Linked DNA regions of Homo sapiens: region 2 is linked to region 1. A link is a contact called in ENCODE Hi-C or POLR2A ChIA-PET data. All regions are on one chromosome and are shown on one strand. The core of a region is the stretch at or near the end of the contact, and the rest is flanking DNA. Distances in the headings are between cores, read along the strand shown.

What was found. A loop is a pair of places that touch in the nucleus more often than their neighbours do. ChIA-PET counts read pairs that join two places held with the same protein, here RNA polymerase II (POLR2A). Pooled maps may share reads with other maps.
Region 2: a pooled map shows a loop between it and region 1 (2.8-fold over the local background). The contact joins the promoter of HIGD1A here to the enhancer-like site in region 1. A Hi-C loop is called at or near these places in 1 of 37 single-sample maps with no recorded cell type and 8 of 50 pooled maps. POLR2A ChIA-PET finds 5 or more read pairs at or near these places in 3 of 52 experiments (activated CD4-positive, alpha-beta T cell, activated naive CD8-positive, alpha-beta T cell and endothelial cell of umbilical vein).

What each region holds. Positions count from the first base shown.
Region 1 is chr3:42,017,757-42,021,332 of GRCh38, reverse strand. It overlaps a transcript of TRAK1 not described here. Among named protein-coding and RNA genes, the nearest start is that of ULK4, 57 kb to the right of the region's middle. Within about 2 kb of position 1,977, at least 6 of the 41 ENCODE cell types and tissues checked have a DNase peak (open chromatin) inside an H3K27ac peak, as active enhancers do.
Region 2 is chr3:42,802,755-42,806,330 of GRCh38, reverse strand. HIGD1A (HIG1 hypoxia inducible domain family member 1A) reads left to right here and starts at 1,841. Exons shown (of 4, transcript NM_014056.4): 1 at 1,841-1,895. RefSeq lists an enhancer at 7-804 and a silencer at 1,666-1,885.

The DNA.
Region 1 (3,576 bases), core at 728-3,227:
AGTATTCTGCATTTTATTTAAAATATATTCTAGATGCAAAGGTTGAAATGAAATGCTCACTGTCTAGGTGACACTCTTTTATTCTCTACTAAGAAAGCCAGTAAACCAATTGTCTCAGAAATTCTGCACCCAAATGTAATACTCGCAGACACAGCACCAGTGAGTCATACACATAACAAATTGCTCATTTTCCTCCTCCCCACCTTTCCTCTAAATCATTATAATGCTATTCCTGAATCATAGGTTTGGTTTTTTGTTTGTTTTGAGTTTTTAATTCTCCAGTATAAAGCTTGCCAATTCCAACTTCCGAACATGACAAGAATCTGTCCCTTTAGTTTAAGTAAACCTCCAATTTTCTTCCCAGGTTTGAAATTCTTCAGTGCAGGCAAGGCCCACACCTCTGGATCTCACACTAAGTAAAAAATGCCCCTTGATACTATAACTGTCTTACTAGATCTCTTAAGATATCAGATTACCAAACTCCCCAACTGGAAGTCCAACAGGCAAACCAAGTTTACTGTGGGAGCCCTGTATTCAGAAACACAAGATGTAGCATACTCTTTTACAGAGTTATCTTTTTTTCTTCTGGAAGTCTCATATACCAAATCCAGAGAAGAATGAACACTTGGAAAACTTAATTTTTACTAAAGCTGAACATATGTCTTATGACCCAATGATCCACTCCTGAGCATATACCCGATAGAAATGAGTACTTATACACTTAGTTCATAGCAGCTTTATCCATGATAGTCCCAACTGGAAAAAAAACAAATGTCCATCCACAGGTAAATGTATGAACAAATCATGATATAACCATAAAATGGAATACCATCCCACACTAAAAAGGAATGAAGCACTAGTACATGCAACAAATGGATGAACATTGCAGACAAAACATTGAGCAAAAGACCAGACACAAAAGTACACACTATATGACTCAATTTACATGAAGCCCAAAACAGGCACAATTATCCTATGGTAATAGAGGTCACAAGAGTGGTTATCTACAAGGAGTTACTGGCAGTACAAGTGGTATATGTAAGTAAAATTAATGGAGCTAAGATAATTAAAGGTTCAATGCGTAAGAAATTAAAGGTTCTAGTTAACTTGTCAACCTTAGATGGTAATGCAACATGATATAAAATATTTGTTCCACAGAACACAGTAGCAACCAAAAGTCAGGCAGAAACCGAGACAGCATTGTCCCTCTCGTGAGCATTGTCCTCTTCCCACTGCTGTTCTCCAGCCAGAACACGGCCACCTGGTTCCACCATGAATCTGGACCGTCAGTCCCTTTGGCATGAACAGCTGAGCTGTCTTCAGTCACTCTCTCCCTGATTTTCTCATCACACTGAGGACAATCAATTCTTCTGGAGGTCAAAGGAATTTGTCTTCCCCACTCTCCAAGAAATATTTCCCAATGGTCCTCAGACAAACATAAATTCAAGGGTAGTTTCTGCTCTCATTGTTTACCTGCTCCTAAAGGTCCAAATTCCTGACTCAATAATACAGCTGAAGCCAAACCACTTCTAACATTATAAGGAGACATTTTATCTTTGGTCACATCTCAAATCTCAAACTGGAAATTATTTGATAGAAACCCATAATAAAAGGAGGCAGCCTACACTAGAGGCTGTGTATCTAGAGTAGGTTGTATCATATATGTTCTACATTTTGCAAAACTTAAAAACTGAGAGCTTACAGAATGTTAGCATAAAAAAAATCCAGACCCACAGCACACGTTGTTTATGTTAAAGAACTGCCTGGCCAGGTACAGTGGCTCATGCTTGTAATCCCAGTACTTCGGGAGGCCAAGGCAGAAGGATCGCTTGAAGCTAAGGCAGCCTGGGCAACATAGCAAGACCTCACCTCTACAAAAAAATTTAAAAAAGAAAAGAAAATTAGCCAAGTGTGGCAGCACGCATGCTACTCAGGAAGCCAAAGCGGGAAGATGGCTTGAGTCCAGGAGTTCAAGGTTACAGTGAGCTATGATCAGGCCACTGCACTTCAGCCCAGGCAACAGAGATTCTATCTCTAAAAAAAGCACTTTTTTATTGTACCAAAACAACCAGAGGAACTGATGGACAACTTCTAAAATCCCGTGGTTCTGTATATGCATAAATGCTTTATCTCTGTAATCCTGGAGAGAGACAAAAAAAAGTGAGATCCTATATCCCTATTCTAATTAATATGCTTTTTTTTTCTTTTTCTTTTTCTTTTTTAATACTCTGTTGCCAGGCTGGAGTGCAGTAGTGCGATCTTGGCTCAATGCAACCTCCACTTCCCGGGTTCAAGCCATTCTCCTTCCTCAGCCTCCCGAGTAGCTGGGATTACAGGCGTCCACCAGCACGCCCAGCTAATTTTTGTATTTTTAATAGAGACGGGGTTTCACCATGTTGGCCAGGATGGTCTCGATCTCATGACCTCGCAATCCACCTGCCTCCACCTCCCAAAGTGCTGGGATTATAGGCGTAAGCCACCACACTCAGCCATTAATATGCATTTTAAGTGACATAAATCAACCTGCATCTATGTAACGGAAGATAGGATTTGCTAATAGTTCATCTGTATCAACATAAATTAGTAGACGGTGACATCTTTTAATCAACATAATCATGTTATCTAGTAACTAATTCTAGTCATTAAGGAGGAATGCAATAAGTGCTCTGAATAGTATGCTAAAGAGATACTTTTCGAAAATGTCAAGCCACTTAGTCCACATGTTCACAGTTATTTTCTCCTACTTCTTAAAAGAAAAAAAAGATTTTTAAAGTCACCTGAGTACCCACAGCATGGTCTTATTTAACATTCAAATGTGGATAATTTATACTGTGATGGAGCATCCTTGTCGGATGTTAGTACAAAATCCACTTCCTCTGGATAGACTATCCTCTCCTGTTGAATGTCCTGGAACTAGAGGAGACCCTAGAAATAATCCAGCTCCACGATTCCCAAACTGGGGTACATGTGCTTATGCTGGGGATTCCCCAGAACCTCAGGGAAAACAAGGTACATTTTCCTTAAGAGCACTTTTTGACTCAGACAGCAATATTTTTTTTTTTTTTTAGATGGGGTCTCGCTCTGTCACCTAGGCTAGAGTACAATGGTGCAATAATGGCTCACTGCAGCCTCAATCTCTTGGGCTCAAGAGATTCTCCCACCTCAGCCTCCCTAGTAGCTGGAACTACAGGTGCACATCACCACACCTGACTAATTTTTCTTTTGTCTTTTTTTTTTTTTTTTTTGTAACAATGAGGTCTCACTATGTTGCCCAGGCTGGTCTCGAACTCCTGGGCTCAAGTGATCCTCCCACCTCAGCATTCTAGGAAGGGCTATTCCCAGCTTCACCTGTTACATAGCAAGAACCTGTCTCTATTTAAGAAAAAAAAAGTGTTTAAGGAAGTCCAAACAGGCTGCCTACAGGCACACTGCCTATGAGTTAGCCCTGCTCTGCAAGGAACAGCACTGTAAAATAAAAATAATAAATTTTGAAAACAAAAAAATTAAGTCCAAACAAGGATTTCAAGAGCTCCCCTCCCACCCCATTCCACCCTGTTTCACCTCAGGTGCACTATT
Region 2 (3,576 bases), core at 592-3,091, 790 kb before region 1:
CTTTCCAACTTGACTCTGGCATAACATTATAAGACAAGGAAGAAAATAAAAATATTTTACCCCAAAACATATTTCTTTGCCATATCTTGAAATGGCCATACAAAGCTGTCCTTTGCGGGGAAAAATTCTCATCTGTAAAGAATCCCTATAACATAGCTAGATCTTTTTCTTCCAGGCCCCCCAATCCTAAAGAGATTAAAAGTCTAGCACCTTTCAAACATCTGAATAGGAAACATTTGTCATCTATTGTCTCTAAAGGCAGCCACTACAAGACTTCAAAAGAACCTTGGTCTCCACAATCTTTTATCTTAACTTGAACATTCCCTTTCTGTTGATCCCAGGTCTTCAGACAAACTCAACCAATTATCAACCAGAAAATGTTTAAATTTACCTATAGCCTGGAAGCCCCCTCCCCTCTCGCCTTTGAGTTGTCCCCCGTTTCTGGACCAAACCAATGTATTTCTTAAATGTATTTGATTGATGTCTCATGCCTCTCTAAAATGTATAAAACCAAGTGTGCCTGGACCACCTTGGGCACATGTTCTCAGGACCTCCTGAGGGCTGTGTCAGGGGCCACGGTCACTCACATTTGGTTCAGAATAAATCTCTTCAAATATCTTAGAGTTTGACTTTTTTCGTTGACCCACCAATTGGCCGGATTATTACTCATTATTTACTTGACAAACACATTAGGAGCCCTGTCCCCGGAAGCTCGCTGTCACGAGGGGCCTCTGACATCTCCTTCTTGAGAGAAAGGTCGCCTGGCCTGGGTGAGGTCGTAGTTCCCGCGACCCCGTGCTTGCAAGTACTGGCTGCCTCCTACTATAGTGTAAGCTCCAGGAAGGATCCCGCGGGGGACCTGACAGCTCACGGTCCTGGCCGACAACCGCCCTGGGAGCGGAATGGATGGAGCCCGCAGTCGTCCCGGCGCACTGGGCAAGCTCTGCTCCCACTGTGGCAGGCCAGATCTCCATTAGCAACCAGAGCAGCTCTCACCAACGCCTCACTGTCATTCTGATGCATGTATAAGTTAAACATTGGAGAAACTGGTGCCTTAGGAGAAAGGCTAGAATGTAAAGACAAGTCCATTAGGATCCCGCCTGAGCTTTTTCAACCCCTAGAGTTTAATTAAAATAATGGAGTTGTTCTTGCACACCTTGTACCAGGACCCACTTTAGATTATTTCCAAGGCTCTGAAGCAATTGTCTAGACACCTGACCCTATTACCGTTAAAGATTGGCTTGAGTGAAACACTTTGGCTTTCGACTTGTAAATGCACTGAATGTATTTAAGCACTAGAAAAACTTGTATTAATAATTTTGAGTTGGTCTGGTGAGTTACTCCGACCTTCTCCCTGTAACCTGTTGCAGAAATAAACTCCGTTCTTTCCCAGTCTGTCTGCATCTCGTTACTGAACGGCGAGAACAAGCAGTCGGACCCGGGTGGGTCGGGGAACACAACCTCACCCGCAGCCGAAACCCCTCACCCGCATCCCTTCCCGGCCCGTGAGGCGTCCGCAGGCGGCGGCGCTCGGGACACGGCGTTCGCGGTGCTCGCCTCCGCTGCCCGAGGGGAAAAGGGCAGGAGAAATCTGAGGAGTCCTTGGGCCAGGAGCCAAAGCCCCTCAAGTGCCCGGGCGCGAACCCCAGGCGCCGAGCTCTCACGTCTGTCTCCGCCAGTACGCTAGAGCCGGGGTAGTGGGCCAGCACTCACCGGCCCAGCCAATCCAGGACCCGCTCTGCACTGCCCCACCCGCCGCGCACACGCACGCGTCCTTTTGCGGCCGCTGGCCTCTGATTGGCTGGGACGGCTGTGGGTGGGGAGAAGCCGGGAGGACTGGGTGCGCCTGCAGGGATCGGAAGCCGGTTGGGGTGTGAGAGGTTTTCTCGCTCTAGGTAAGCGAAACAAGCCGGGGGACTGCGAGCCAGGGACTCGGGCCGCGGGGCGGGAAGAAGTGGGGCAGCGCTTGGCCAGGCCGAAAGGACTTTGGGGGTGGGGGCTGGGAGTCCGTGTCTCGAATGAGGGAGGAGAGGTGGAGTTGCCGGGGCTCAGGCCCGGCCTCGAGCATGGGCGGATGAGAGGAGTCGGGAGCCGAGGCCTAGGGTCCTTCGGGTGAGGGGAGACGGAGCCAGCGAGGAGATGGAGCAGAAGCTTGTGGAGTGAGTTGCCGAGCGGGGAAGACTCGCTGATGGGGTGGTAATGAGAGACGGGGGCCAGGAGGGTGTTGACTGGGCCCGACGGCGGGGAGCGAGGAGCGGGAGCTTCCCCGGAGCTTGGAACATTCTGAAGAGCGGGCTAAGCGGCAGGCGAGGCGGGATAGGAGAGCGAGCGCTCCGGTCACGGAGTCACGACAAGGTCACAGGAAGAGAGGCGGCGAGGAAGGTCGGGAGGTTGAGGGGAGGGCGTACTAGCAGAGGACCTTCCAGTCCTGGTCTTGCTTTTCTCCCCGACCTGGTGTTTCCTCCACCCTGGGAAAGTGATAAGGCCTAGGGTCCTGTGTAGTGCTTCTGTGACCGAATTAAATTTTTCTCCTGCCGAGTCGGCGGGTTAGAGATTACAAAGCACAGCGTAAGGGCAGAATTAGGAGCAGCCGACATGATGCAGCAGTGATATTCGCCTTTGTCTTAAATTCCCGGAGTGGGAAGCAGCTATTTCCCTCTTCGGAGTAATCCCCACGACAGGGATCCCTGCTTCCGGAAGTACAAAGGCACTTTGGAGTAAGACAGGTTTGGATGGAAAGTTCTAACAGGTTGAAGCGGTGACAACCTGGTCATGAAGCTCCAGCATGACACACATATTTGGAGTCCTGTATACTAGGAGTTCTCTTTGTGCACCAGAGTCACTTGAAGGGGCTTCTTAAAGATTCCTTGAGCTCTGCCCCAGACCACCTGAATCCGGATCTCCATGCTGGGGCCTTGGCAGCCATTTTAAACAAGCTGATGGGCGACTGATGCAAAATCAGTTTGAAGCCAGCGTTGCTTTAGATAGTAATTCCCGTGACAAAATGACTGTGAAGAAAGATCCTTCATTCAACCTGTTACGTCTCCTGATGCTGGACGGCTCATCTTCCCTTAATGCCTCTTTAGGTTCCCTGTGGAAAGGTCTTCAGTCGTGTCTTACTAAGCGTACAGAATTAATTTGTGCTCTCCAAACTGACTTTAAATATCTGGTTACTGGTGCCTTTTTTAGCGTCTATTCAACTTTCTGACAGAAATCTGGGACAACTACTGTGGGTGGATGAGAAAACGATAATGAAGGAAAGTCTGGCAGTGGTGTAGTGAAAAAAGTCTTTTCAAATCACAATTGAAATTGTTAGATGAGTTAAGTCACTGAAGAAGATTCCGTTTACCTTAGGCATGATTTTTTTATATATATCATTCAAAGAGAACAACGTGGGCTTCTGTTGAGTAATGGATTCTTAAATTTTCTAATCAGAATTCTTATCTGCCAATTTAATCTAATTTACATCAGCAGCGTAAGATTGATGCTTTGGCAATATATCGTCAATCAAAAGAACCCAGGACTCTCTATCAGAAGAGCTGGATTCTAATCCTACCCCACCAGACATGTATTCCT